Regions from separate parts of the Homo sapiens genome. Here region 1 is linked to region 2. Evidence: chromatin contacts called from ENCODE Hi-C or POLR2A ChIA-PET data. All regions are on one chromosome and are shown on one strand. The core of a region is the stretch at or near the end of the contact, and the rest is flanking DNA. Distances in the headings are between cores, read along the strand shown.

What was found. Hi-C counts contacts between places; a loop is a spot of excess contacts on that map. ChIA-PET counts read pairs that join two places held with the same protein, here RNA polymerase II (POLR2A). Pooled maps may share reads with other maps.
Region 1: a pooled map shows a loop between it and region 2 (7-fold over the local background). The contact joins the enhancer-like site here to the promoter of KDSR-DT in region 2. A Hi-C loop is called at or near these places in 1 of 37 single-sample maps with no recorded cell type and 7 of 50 pooled maps. POLR2A ChIA-PET finds 5 or more read pairs at or near these places in 2 of 52 experiments (H1 and activated T-cell).

What each region holds. Positions count from the first base shown.
Region 1 is chr18:63,236,856-63,244,000 of GRCh38, reverse strand. All of the region lies in intron 2 of BCL2 (BCL2 apoptosis regulator), which reads left to right. Among named protein-coding and RNA genes, the nearest start is that of BCL2, 79 kb to the left of the region's middle. Within about 2 kb of position 5,745, at least 30 of the 41 ENCODE cell types and tissues checked have a DNase peak (open chromatin) inside an H3K27ac peak, as active enhancers do.
Region 2 is chr18:63,365,871-63,372,700 of GRCh38, reverse strand. It overlaps KDSR-DT (KDSR divergent transcript), which reads right to left and starts at 5,377. Exons shown (of 2, transcript NR_186602.1): 1 at 4,842-5,377. KDSR (3-ketodihydrosphingosine reductase) reads left to right here and starts at 5,495. Exons shown (of 10, transcript NM_002035.4): 1 at 5,495-5,690. The coding sequence starts at 5,583. It overlaps LOC124904317 (a long non-coding RNA gene), which reads left to right and starts at 5,701. Exons shown (of 2, transcript XR_007066400.1): 1 at 5,701-6,451. RefSeq lists silencers at 5,123-5,172, 5,283-5,732, 5,803-5,862, 6,213-6,262 and enhancers at 5,124-6,071, 6,111-6,405.

The DNA of each region.
Region 1 (7,145 bases), core at 4,496-6,995, 130 kb after region 2:
AAGTGCTGGGATTACAGGCGTGAGCCACTGCACCCGGCCGCGAAACTTCTAGAAATCTTGAGAGTGACTCTTCCAATATTTTGTATTTCAAGTAGAAGTTTTCAGTAATAATGAAGTTGAAAGCCAGAAGAGAGGAGCAGATAATGTTCTCATGAAGCCTCAGAAGACATTAGGAGCATCTATCTCGATATTAGATTGAATTGAAAATTTGTCATATTAGTCCCTTGACTTATTCATATTTTTTCTCTTGAGCCATTGGTTTGTGTTCTGTAAACACAGCCTAAGAGGCTATTTTAAAGGAAATGGAGATCAGGTGTTCTCCATAGATTCCCATGCTCGATTTCCCGGAGTGGGAGCAGGAGAGAATTATGAGCAAAGAGTTTCAGCCCTCACCCTGGGACATTACCCCTCCTCCCTGCACAGACTTCACAGTGGGATGCTGGTGAATTTTTTAATGTTAATTTTTATTTTTAAATTTAACTTTTATTTTAAGTTCAGCGGTACATGTGCAGGTTTGTTACACAGATAAACTTGTGTCATGGGGCTTTGTTGTACAGATTATTTTGTCACCCAGGTTTTAAGCCCAGTACTCATTAGTTATTTTTCCTGATCCTCTCCCTCCTCCCACCCTTCATCCTCTGATAGGTCCTAGTGTGTGTTGTTCCCCTGTATATGTCCATGTGTTCTCATCAGTTAGCTCCCACTAATAAGTAAGAACATGCAGTATTTGGTTTTCTGTTCCTGATGTTAGTTTACTTAGGATAATGGCCTCCAGCTCCATCCATGTTCCTGCAAAAGACATGATCTAATTCTTTTTTATGGCTGTATAGTAAGTATTCATTCCATGGTGTATATGTACCAAATTTTCTTTATCCAGTCTATCACTGATGGGCATTGAGGTTGTTTCTGTGTCTTTGCTATTGTGAGTAGTGCAGATGCTGATGAATTTGCACTTCATATTCAGTGATTTTCGCCTTGAAGAACATACCTTACCCAATCCATGTTACTTGAAGACGACCGTAACTGAGGTGTAGGAATTTGTCCTAAATTACTGTAAACAACTTTTTGGGGCATTTCACAATATTCCAGCGCCTCTCCGTTCCCTTTCATTGTCTTCTCCACCTGATCCCTCTTTCAAACTCTTGTCTTTATTTTTATACATCTTACCCCAAACCCAGATTGCAGTAAGATTCCTATGTGCATTGCCACATGCATTTTCAGCAATTTGAAATTTTATCTAATATCAATTAAGCTGGTATAAATCATACCACTTCACATACGTGAAGTTGTTTGCTACAGCCCTGTTCTGGAGAACGGTGAGAATGCCCTCCTTGTTTTGTGGCAGGGGTGAGGGGGGATGTTTTAATGAGGAGAGACTGGTAATAAGGGATTGTGGTGAACTGGCAGGGGAGGAAATTCAATAAACAGAAGAGAGGAACTCAGGATAGTTGGGCACTGGAGTGTTGCAAATAAAGCAATATGTGATGCTCTCCCCATGGAATGCTCACCTACGCTATACTCAGAATCCCTGACAGCCGTTTTGCACTCTCCAACACTGGCACACAATGGGGTCTCAGGGTTTGTTGAAATAAATTGGGCTCTATATCATGTGTTCCCTGATTTCTCCTCAATAATGTGTGCTTCCCAGCCCTGCATTGAAAATTAGGACATCAAGTGACATTGAAGTCAGATAATCTGCCTCATGTCACATGGGTTGAATGTGGTAGATGTGATCTCAGGTCTTTTGACTGCCTCATGGCACCTTCCATTTCCAAGCCTCTGTTTTCTCATATTCTTAAGGCACAGAATTCATCCCATTACTTGGTCTGGTGTTGAGGAGAAGCTTGGCATAATGGAAAGACTCAAATTTCATTTTTTTTTCCTTCTTAGAAGAAATCTGTAGAACTGTTTCATCACAACCTGTGGATAGCTGACGCAGTTTGAAGATCTACACCTTGGAGTCACCCATCTCACAAAATGTCAGCCGGGGTGCTCATTGGTACATTGTTTGTTGTATATTTCCTCATACCTTGGAAAGGACTAGTTGAATTTGTTCCAAACCAAGCAATTGACCTAGGACTTTGCATCCTATTAGTGTCGGCCACAATTCAAATCCAACTCCTTTTCAAAGTTGTATTTTTTACGAAAGGTGACCTGATAGCGAGACAAGAGTAATGACGGGTGAGGCACTCTCAAATCAGGCCAGGGTGGCAGGCCGGGACATCTTGTTTTCATCAGATTCTCGTAGTTACTCTTGACTTTTCTGTGTGTTTGCTGAACTTGTGAGATTCTATTGTGCTCTTTCTAGCTGGATATTTTCCAGAGGGTTATCAAGAAAAAGGAGTATCTTCTGCATTAATAACCTCGGGAAGGATTTTAGCAGTAAAATTAGAGACCAGATGATCTGCTGGACAGCAGGATGGGGGAGCATTTCTTCCCCTTTCCCAGGAGAGTGTCAAGTTCAGCATGACCTAGCACCAGACCTTTCACTCAGTAACTCTGAGATCTTATCATATCAAGTTATCTCAGTCATGATGACGTAAATGGCAAAACTACTACCCTTATTTCTTGGGATAAGAATTTTTCGCTTTAAAGGAATACAATATACAAAATAGGTGACCATGAAATATGCTTGGTGGGTCAGCTAATTTCCATATGTGCTTTGTGATTGGTTTTTAAGTGAATTTATTGCTATAGAGTTCCAAAACAACCCTTTAACATTTATGTTTTCTGCACTTTGTCTCATTATTGAAAATAACAAGCGCTATGTAAAAGCGTAAAGAATATACTGAGGTTTACAGCAAGGATAACCACCAAAGACCGGGAGTTAGAAAGCTATGGCCTGTGGGCCAAATCTTGCTCACCACGTGCTTTTGTAAATAAAGTTTTATTGGAACATAGCTATGCCCATTTGCTATGTATTGTCTATGTCTGCTTTCACACTGCAACATCAGAGTTGAGTAATTATGATAGAGACCATATGGCTTAAGATATTTGCTATCTGGTTTTTCACTGGAAATGTTTTCCAACCCATGCTATAGATATTTTCATGGTATTTATTTACTGACTCGTTTGTTCATTCTTTCAGTGGACACCAACCCTGTTAATGACGCTGGGGAATGTAAAGATAAGTACATCAGTCTCTAATTTCCAAGAGCTTATAATGTAACAGAGACAAGTTATGTACTCAAATAACAGAGACAAGTCATGTATTCATCTTTACCTCTGACCAGGCAGAATGCAGCACGTACTACAGACAAGAAATAGCTAAATTGCTGTGGTAGTTTAGAGATGATGAGAGCCTCCGACAAAGGCAGGGAATTGGGAAATGCACAAAGATATTGCTTCCATAACTGTGGCACACAGTGATTTCCCAATAGGGAACTTCATGAGAAATCAGGCTAATTTCCTTCATGGAATTTTATAAATTGTAGTATCCAAAAGAGTGGAAGTGATTTAGAATATTACTTTGTGTCCAGATTCCTTTATCTAGAAGCATATTTCCCCTGTAACTATGGGGATGATCATATTTATAGAAAATTTTTGAACATTTGAAGGAAGGCTTCCTTTATCAGGGTGGGAAGACAGAAGGAATTCCTTTTCTTTTTTGCTGATTGTTCACTTCACAGTGTAATATTAAATGCTATGGGTCTTAAAGAAAGGCTTCTGTGGGGAAACCCTCAAATATCAAGTGGACTATAAAAACAAGATAGGCTGGGTGCAGTGGCTCACAGCGGTAATCCCAGCACTTTGGGAGGCCAAGGTGGATGGATCACTTGAGCCCAGGAGTTCAAGACCAGCCTGGGCAAGGTGGCAAGACCCCGTCTCTACCAAGAAATACAAAAATTAACCAAACGTGGTGGCACGTCTGTAGTCCCAGCTACTTGGGAGTCTGAGGTGGGAGGATTGCTTGAGCCCAGGAGGGAGAGATTGTAGTGAGCCAAGTTTATGCCACTGCACTCCAGCCTGGGAGACACAGCGAGACCCTGTCTTAAAACAAACAAACAAAAAATCAAGATAAAATTATAGAACCCTAACCATGGAATAGCAGGACTCAGTGACAATTACATCTCTCTCTTCTCCACAATGCATGCGAGTGTGAACTGAGATTTTGGTAAGTTCCCATTTCCCTTTGGCCTATTGAACCCCTTTAAGGGTTCAGCCCCCAACCCTGGGAAGATTCCATGCATGAAAACTACCCAAATCCTCCCAGTTGGGATTAATGTGACCTGATAAAGAGTTCTGATTTTTTTTTTTTTTTGAGACAGAGTCTCTCTCTGTCTCCCAGGCTGGAGTGCAGTGGCGCGATCTCAGCTCACTGCAACCTCCACCTCTCGGGTTCAAGCAATTCTCCTGCCTTAGCCTCCCAAGTAGCTGGGATTACAGGCATGCATTGCCATGCCCGGCTAATTTTTTATTTTTGTAGAGACGGGGTTTCACCATGTTGGCCAGGCTGGTCTCAAACTCCTGACCTCAGGTGATCCGCTCATCTTGGCCTCCCAAAGGGCTGTGATTACAGGTGTGAGTCACTGCGCCTGGCCTGATTTTTGTGTCACCAGAATTGCCTTGTCCATTATTTGTGTTTTCCAAATATCTATTGAATTAACTCGAATTGGATGCAGACAGACATTGTGCACTCAAAACCTAGGTGATTGATTTGGAAAAAGATTCAAGACTTTTAGGTTAGTCTAAGAGATGCTCAGGGGAGGCCCCTTCCATTTTGCTTCCAGCAGGGTGTCAAAGTTATTGGCTAAATTCCAGCCTCCCTTTCTTTATACTCATAACAATAAAGGTACCAGCATGAATGCAGCAGAGTTTTGTTTTAGAATATAATCCTGTGAAGTTTTACCAGCCGAAAGCATAATATTTGGATGGATAAAATGTGTGTTTGGTGAGAAAGCTACTGAAGGAACATAATATTGGACCCCCAATCAGGTAATTTAAATGTTATAGGAAGCACCAAGCCCACCTATTTCACAGGCCCCCGCCTCTCCCCTACCCGGAGTAGCAGGGCTCCCGCAGTTAGCCATCCCACAGCTCTCCAGGGGCTCTGCTCTCTCGTTACCAAGAAGCACATGCCAGCCCGTCTCCCAGCGTTTCCTGGTCCTTTCACAATAGACAGATGGGGATGCTCCAGGTAGAGACAAAAGAGAACACACAATCCATACGCTCATCTTGCTGGTACCCTTCCGCTCCCTGAGCCCAAAGAGGAGAACCCAGCCCTCTGCGTAGGAAGAACACATTTCAAGGCATTTACTGACAAGTAGGTATAGTTACTGCATACACATGTGGAGGCTGCATTATATCAAAACTGTAAATAAACATAGACTCTGCACACTCCTTCAGGCCCCACCATGTATTTATGAATGGGATTGCTTCATCATTTTCTTTTAATGTCAGTAGCAGGGAAGTCAGAAAGCATTACCTCTAAAACGGGGACAGAACATTGCAAATACATACATTTCCAACCAGCTGTGGCAATAACCAGCAAACAAAATTACTTCACCCCGTTGTTATGGGCCCCATGCCTATGGGATTTTTCCTGAGTTTCTGATTTATAACAATCACTTTTGAAGGCCTCAAAATGCTTAGGTGAGATTAAATTACTGATTATCCAAAAGTTCTGTTTTCGCTGGAGTCTTTCTGGACGGCTGCTGATTCGGTCCCATTTAAAGCATTCGGTGGCATGAACTCACTCGGTTTCTGCCCACATCACTGCATTCCTGGGATGCCGTTCACAGGCCTTAGCAAGATCATCTGACAGCCGCCTGTGAGGTCAACGAACTTTATACATAATTAAACACTCCCAGTTAGGAGAATTCATTTCTTTCTCCCTGAGAAGCAGAGAAAGAATACATGTTGTGTTGCCCTCCATTACGGAGTAAAAGTTGTGTGGAGTAATCAGGCTAGTTTCACATGATTTAATGTTGAACCGAATAAGAAAGTGATTGCATCCTCTACTGGGCCTCACAGAAAAGTCACCACCCACATTGTTTATTCAGACTGGGATCTTGGCCATTTGGGGTTTAAGCCAGAAGAAAGAGGAAAAAAAAAAAATCCAACCCTGGAATGAACGCTTTTGAAACTCTGTATTCTTGATGAAATGCGGCCAAGGGTTCTTTTAAAAAAAACTATTTAAAATCAATTACCAAGATCATATTTTCATTTACAATGGGTTGTTAGCAACAGCTAATTCTCTGTTTCCATCCAGATTTGGTGTTTAAGCTTCAATATGCTGGTATTGGAATCCTTGCCGTGTTTTGTCTGGGTATCAGATGCTACCACCAAACTATGTGTGGGGAGTTGGGCAACTCTGACCTTTGACCAGCTTTCCATAAAATAACAAGGAAAGGTGTGAGGAGGCTAGGGATTGGGTGAAAACTAGCCTGAGGGATGGCAGTAAGTGAGCTTCACCAGGGGGATGAACATATAAAGGAGGCACTGAGGATATTGCTAAGGGTAAGAGAAAGCAAAAGACAGAATCATATGCCTTGGGAGGAGGGTCAGGCCCGTTAAGGCACCTAGTCCGTCTGTCTCTAGCCAGGACTGCAAGAAATCATCTCAGACATGCGATCTTGTATCGCATTTTTAAAGATCTCAAGAGGAGATTCCGGAACCTCCCTTGGTCATCCGCCCTATTATTTAACAATTCCTACAGCCAGGAAATTCTTTCTTATTTCCAGCCTAAAATGTGCATGTGGTGCAGCTTCAGGGGAGGTGATTGATCGAGGCCACGCCCACCTCCCCCCCGCCTGTTTACTCCTTGGATGGGATGGTGCATATGTCTTGCTTCTTCCTTAAAATGGGCCTCTCTCGGCCTCCATACCACAGTCCCCGGGCTGGGAGAGGGGTCGTGGTATAGAGGTGGGGTGGGGGCCGACCAGCGGCGTTTATGGGGACCAGCCGCCACCAGGAACTGTTGCTAGGCATTTTATGTATTTCCCAGAGGCAAGAGAACATAGCTGTGATGTGGCCAGGAGTGCGCCTCAAAACCACGTGCAAATAATAAATGCGGAAGCTCCCGTTTCAGATTTTAAAAGAAAAGAAAAGAAAAAATCCTGAAAAACAGAATGAAGAGTCTAGAATTTCACTGGCCTCGAGATGGTAGTCTACTCCTCAATTTTAAACAAGAAGAGCCCAGAGCA
Region 2 (6,830 bases), core at 4,128-6,627:
CAGGTGATCTACCCACCTCGGCCTCCCAAAGAGCTGGGATTACAGGCATGAACCACCATGCCTAGCCTGGCAGTCCCATTTCTTGAAAAGGGTATCTTTCCTCCATTAAATTGCTTTTGCACTTTTGTCAAAAATCAGTTAGGTGTATTTTTGTGGGTTTATTTTTGGGGCCTGTTGATCTATGTGTCTGCCTTTCCGCCAGTACCACACAGTTTTCATTGCTGTAGCTATATAATCAGTCGTGAAAGCAGGTAGATTGATTACTTCCACTTTATTCTGCTTTTAAAAAATGTTTTCACTATTTTAATTTCTTTGCCTTTACATATAAATTTTATAGTAATCTTGTCTATGTTTACAAAAATATTGCTATAGTTTGAATAGGCAGTGCATTAAAATAATATATCAGTTTGGAAAAAAATTGACATCTTTATTATACAGAGTCTTCTAATTCATGAACATAGTATGTCAGTTTATTTAGATCTTTGATTTCTTTCATCAGCATTGCACAGTTTTCAACATGCAAGTCCTGTACATGTTTTGTTAGATTACACCTATTTCATTTCTTTCAGAAATTATAAATGAAATCATATTTTTAATTGTAGTGTCCACAAGTTCATGGCTAGTATATAAAAATGCATTTTATTTTTGTATATTCTTTTATTTTTGTATTATGCAAATTTTCTGGAGATGCTTAAATTCTACTAGGTGTTTTTCTTTTTTCAAGATTCTTAGGGATTTTCTGCATAATCAATCATGCCATCTGCAAGTAGGAGTCGTTTTACTTATTACTTTCTGATCTGTATGATGTTTACTTCCTTTTCTAGCCTTATTATTTCTTGCCTTATTGATCTAGAACTTCTAGGACTGTTGAATGAGAATGATGAGAGCAAGTTTCTTAGCTTTGTCCTTGATCTTATGGAGGAAGCATTCAGTATTTCACCATTAGCTGTAGGTTTTTCTACAGATGTTCTTCATAAAGTTGAGGAAGTTCCTCTATATTCTTATATTTCTGAGAATTTTAATTATGAATGGGTGTCAAATTTTGTCAAATGCCTTTTCTACATTGATTGATGTATGATCATGTGATTTTCCTTCTTTCACCTGTTAATATGATAGATTATACTGATTGAATTTGAAATATTGAAACAGTCTTGCATCCTTGAAATAAATCCCAGGTAGTCATAGGGTTTACTTATCTTACTTGAAGTAAATTTACCAATGGAATTTAGATATCATGGGGTCTCATTCATAGAGAATTGGCTCACTGGAGGCCAAAATAAATGCAAAGGAACAACAACGTCAGAAAGCTGAACATGGAATCTCTTGATTGTTATTATCTGTAATCACTAAATTATAGGGATAGTGTTGGGGCAGAACCTGATGCTGGGCCAAGCTGGAATTCTAGCCATTGAGCCATAGCTGCTAGTTCAGGGCCACCTCCAAAGGGAAAAGTTATGCTAAAACAACAGAGAGCAGACTTATTCCAAGAGACTAAGGAAAGAGAAAAGGGAGAGAGAATGGATAGAAATTTAAAAATAGTTATTAAGAGATATCATAAATAAAGTGGGCATTGGTGGTGTTGAAACAAAAGTCTTAATGCAGCACTCTCAGAAGTTGGATGGACAAATGGAAACCCTTACTAGTCCCCCAACATTGAAGGGCGCTAAACAAATCCACTTTATTCAACCTAGTTTGGATAAATTTTAAAAGCTGCAAAGCAAAGATGACTGTAAGAAACCTGACTTCCAATCACCTGGGGTGAAGATATGCAAAGTAGTCAAGGTAAGAACTGAAGAAAGGCCGGGCAGGTAGCTTATGCCTGTAATCCCAGCACTTTGGGAGGCCGAGGTGGGTGGATCACCTGAGGTCAGGAGTTTGAGACCAGCCTGGCCAACATGGTGAAACCCCATCTCTACTGAAATACAAAAATTAGCCAGGCATGGTGGTGCATGCTTATAATCCCAGCTTCTCAGGAGGCTGAGGCAGGAGAATTGCCTGAACCCAGGAGGCAGAGGTTGCAGTGAGCCGAGATCATGCCACTGCACTCCAGCCTGGGCAACAGAGCGAGACTCTGTCACACACACACACACAAACAAAACAAAACAAACAAAAACTGAAGAAAGAACCTAGGCCCATTGGCCTAATCTCTGGCTGGGGTCCAAGACCAAATGTACGTGAATGGGTAAATTGTCAGGGGTGGAAAAGAAACATTTCTAAAATTCTTTGACATGGGAGCCCCATGCACTGTTTTTCTGTTAGTGAAATTCTAACCAAGGCAACAGATTGGAAAGATATGAAAATACATTTGATGGGATTAAAATGAAAGTTTGGATAGAAACTGGAATGTCTGAAGAGACTCTATTTGGAGTGGTTGCATCCCCTTTACATGAATGTACTATGGGGATGGATATTGCCTGAGGAAAATTTCCTTTACCTAGTAATGTAAAACACAAGACAGGTGGCCCTGCCCTTCAGACAATATTGATTGGACATGCTAAATGGGAACCAGTAAGATTGCTGAGCCCACACAAGTTGTTAATATTAAAAACTATAGGATACTTGGTGGACAAAACATGTTAAAAAGACAGTCTGGTACCTAAAGGGTGAAGGCCACTTCTGTTTTTGGAAACTGATAGCATCAGATGGGAACTTTCAAGCCTGAGTGGCATTTCTCTGGGAGACATTTTGGTCATACAATATGATGATGAACTGGACCAGTTGTTGATGGCAGAGTGGAAGTCTTATATCTATCTGCCACTATCTTTTGACTCTAATTTTTCAAATTATGTTTACTACCATATCATAATACAGTGTAACTCTGGGATTGTAAGTGAGGTTTTAATGTTCACACTGATGGCCAATGTATTGAGAAATTGAGTTAAAAGCCTCCTACTCTACACTGGCTCCTCCAAATGTCAGATATATGTTCATTTTACTGTAAGAGAGCTTTGGCCAAAGGCCAGGTGGCAGCCGTGTTGTAAAGGATTCAGTCTTGCCCAAAGAGAAGGTTTGACTTTTGCCCTTGGCTTATGGGAGGTTATCTACGTCATACCTGATAGGAGTACCTCTGTTTAGATGGGGACTGGGCAAACTGGATTTTAGGGTGGAGACTGGCCATTCCAGAGAGACCAAGTATGTGAATTAGGGGGCTTTTGTCATGCACTATCAGTCTAGTTGGAGTCTCAGTCCAACCAAGTGGACAATTGATCAAGCCTATGTGCTGGAGTCCCAGTAAAAACTCTGGACACAGAAGCTCAGACAAGTGTCCCTGGTTGACAATACTCCAAGCATACTGTCACATACCAATGCTGGGAAGGTAACACAGCCTGACTCCGTGGGAGATGACAACAGGAGCTTTGCATTTGGAGCCCTCCAGACTCTGCCTTAGGCATTTCTTTCCTTAGCTGACTTTGATCTGTATTCTTTCCCCATAATAAACCATAACTATGAGCATAATGGCTTTCAGTGAGTTCTGTGAGTCCTTCCAGTGAATGATCAAACCTGAGGGTGGTTCAGGAACCTCTAAACTTGCATTGATATCAGAAGTCTTGGACATTATGCCTTCAAATTTTGCAGTTTGGCTAACTGCTGTAAGTCAAGAAAAAAAGGAAAAGAAAAACTTTTTTTTCTCCTTCGCTCCCTAGTATTTCTAGAAACAACAACAAAAATGAAAAGCAAGTAAGCAAACAAAAATATGTGCCTCTATGCAAATTAAAATCACAATGAGACTTCACACCAACTAAAAAAGCTATAATCAGAAAGACGGATGATAACAACTGTTAGTGAAGATGTAGAGAAATTGGAACCCACATACACTGCTGGTGGGAACACAAAATGTTGTACTCACTTTGGAAAACTTCTGGCAATTCCTCAAATAGTTAAACATAGAGTTGCCGTAAGATGTAGCAACTCCCCTACTAGGCATGTACCCAAGAGAAATGAAACATAATGCCCACACAAAAACCGGTAAATGAATATTTACAGTTAGCATAATTCTAATAGTCAAAAAGTGGAAACAACCTAAATATTCCTCAATTGATGAATGGAAAATTAAAATGTCGTATAGTCATACAATGGGATATTATTTGGCAATAAAAATAAATGAAGTATTAACATGTAGTACTTCATATCATGGATGAACCTTGAAAACATTACAGTAAGTGAAAGATAGGATGAAAAAGGCTACATATTATATGATTCCATTTATGTGAAATATCCCGAATAGGCAAGATTATAGAGACAGAAACATGAGGGATTGCTTAGGCTTGGGCGGGGCTTGGGAGGAAATGGGTCGTGACTGCCAATGAGTATAGGATTTTGGGGGGTTGTGACAAAAATGTTCTAAAATTTATGGTAGTGATGGGTCTACAACTGTGACTATATTAAAGACAATTTATTATAAGCTTTATTTATTTATTTATTTTTGAGACGGAGTCTTGATCTGTCACCCAGGCTGGAGTGCAGTGGCGCGATCTCACCGCAATCTCTGCCTCCCGGGTTCAAGCGATTCTCCTGCCTCAGCCTCCAGGGTAGCTGGGATTACAAGCATACGCCACCATGCCCGGGTGATTTTTTGTATTTTTAGTAGAGACGGGGGTTTCACCATCATGGCCAGGCTGGTCTCGAACTCCAGACCTGAAGAGATCCGCCCGCCTCAGCCTCCCAAAGGTCGGGGATTACAGGCGCGAGCTACCTCGCCCGGCCTATTACGCACGTTAAATCGGGAATTGTATGGTATAGTACGTGAATGAGACCTTAATAAAGCTGAGTTGTTTGCGTTATTTATTTGTTTTGAACCTGCTTGGTAAAGATGAACTCTGAACTCAATGAAATTGAATTACCTTAGTGATTCCTCAAAACTCCCTGTTAAGGCTTTCCGGTCCTCTGAAAAGCGAAAGTGGGCCGTGACCATCTTCTAAAAACGCCAAAAAATATGGAATGGAGCCCGGGATTTCAGAGCGTAGTCGCTGGGCTCCCAGGCTGAGCCCGCTCCGGGAGCCTCCAGCCGCCCTTTCCGATGCTCCGGGGCCTCCGAGCAACCCAGCGGGCAGTCCCAAGCCGAGGGCTGAACTCCAGGGAGGAGCGCTCGTCACGCCCACACTGGAGGCCGTGGCAGGCCTGGAAACCCGCCCTGCGGGGTCCTAAGAAGCCATTCGAGCTCCCGAAGAGCGAGTCTTCGCAGCCCTTCCCGGCGCGCTCGCATCTGGCGCTGTCCGGAGCCCGCTCGCGACGCACAGGGACGGGAGGCCCGGTTTCCACGGGAGAGGCTGCGGACTGCGGGCCCCGTCCCGAGGCCGGGGGAGTGGGAGACACCCGGCGACCCCCGAGAGGCGATTCTGGCAGTGGTGGCGGTGGCGGTGGCGGTGGCGGCCTACTCGCCCCCTGGAAGCACCGCCCCGCCTGGGTGGCGCGCGCGCCGGCTCCTCCTCTTCCCCTCCGCCGCGGCCCGCCCCGGCCCGCAAACCCAAACACTCCAGGCGCCCGCCCGCCGCGCGTGATTCTCGCCTCGCCGCAGCCCAGCCCTGCGCGCCTTGCCCGGCGGCCCCCGCCCGGCCGCTCCGGGCCCCTGGCCCCGCGGAGCGATGCTGCTGCTGGCTGCCGCCTTCCTCGTGGCCTTCGTGCTGCTGCTGTACATGGTGTCTCCGCTCATCAGCCCCAAGCCCCTCGCCCTGCCCGGGGCGCATGTGGTGGTGAGTGGCCTCCTGTTGCTGCCCCCCGACTTACCGGCCCGCGCGGCCTTTCCGCCGCCGAGGCCGCGTAGCCTACGTCCCTTTTTCCAGGCCGCGGTCCCCAGGAAGGCATGGCCAAATGGGGAAGGTCACCTGCCGCCGTCCACCCCGGCGCTTTTCCCCCGGCCCCGGCACCCGGCCTCGCGGACCCGCCCTCCGCAGCCTCGGGCTCCTCCTAGGGCCGGAGAGCGTGCGACGGGGGACCCCGCCGGCCGCAGGGTTCCCGGGGCCCCAGGGGTTCTGTGGCTGCTCGTGAATCCATGCAACATCCCTGGGATGTGGATGTTTTGTCCTCAGTTTTTCCGATGAGTCAACTGAGGCACAGAGAGGCTGAGAAACTTTGCCAAGGACACAGCGGTCGGTGGTGTGCAGGGTGCGGCGCGCGGCCCCGGGCGGGGGCAGACAGCGGGGAAGTGGGGTCCCAGCCGCCGGGACCCGCCGAGGCAGCTCGGAACTGGAAGATGGCCTGTGCGAGTGACGGGAAGAGCCGCTGCCAGAGGATTCCAGGAAGTGACTCACCTGGGGAAACTGCTCAGAACCCAGCGGGCTGGCGGTGGTGGCTTAGCGGTATTGGGACGCCTGTCCCGTCTACACTGCTTGTCTCTGAGCTCAGCGTGGCATCTGCTGATTGCTGCTCCAATGCAATCCTTTGCTGTTTTCTAGTGGGAAGGATGAGCTAAACGACAAGGCTTGTGTGCGAGGAATGAAGGAGAGGTGGATAGGTGTGATTTATTTCTTGGCGGAAGCTCGCATATTCAGCGATCCCTGTTCTGCAAATGTGGCACCTTTCTTAAACAGAGAGAATGCCTCCTTGCCTGCGCCCAGCACTTTCCCGTTTGCAGTGGCTTTCTCACGAGCATTCTCGTTTGGATCTCCCAAACCCGAGGCACAGTGAGGCGAGGAGTTAGGAGTAAGGAGGGTTGGTTACAAAATTGGCCGCACACCTCTTCCTGTCCTATCTCTGCACCGGAGATCCGAGCCTCCCCGCTGAGCTGGTATAAAATAAGATGGTCGTTTTTCTTAGTATGCTTTAAATCTGTACAAGGGTTTGTGAATGAGAAAATGTATCTGTTTAATTTCTCCTTTGTAAAGCTATTAGCT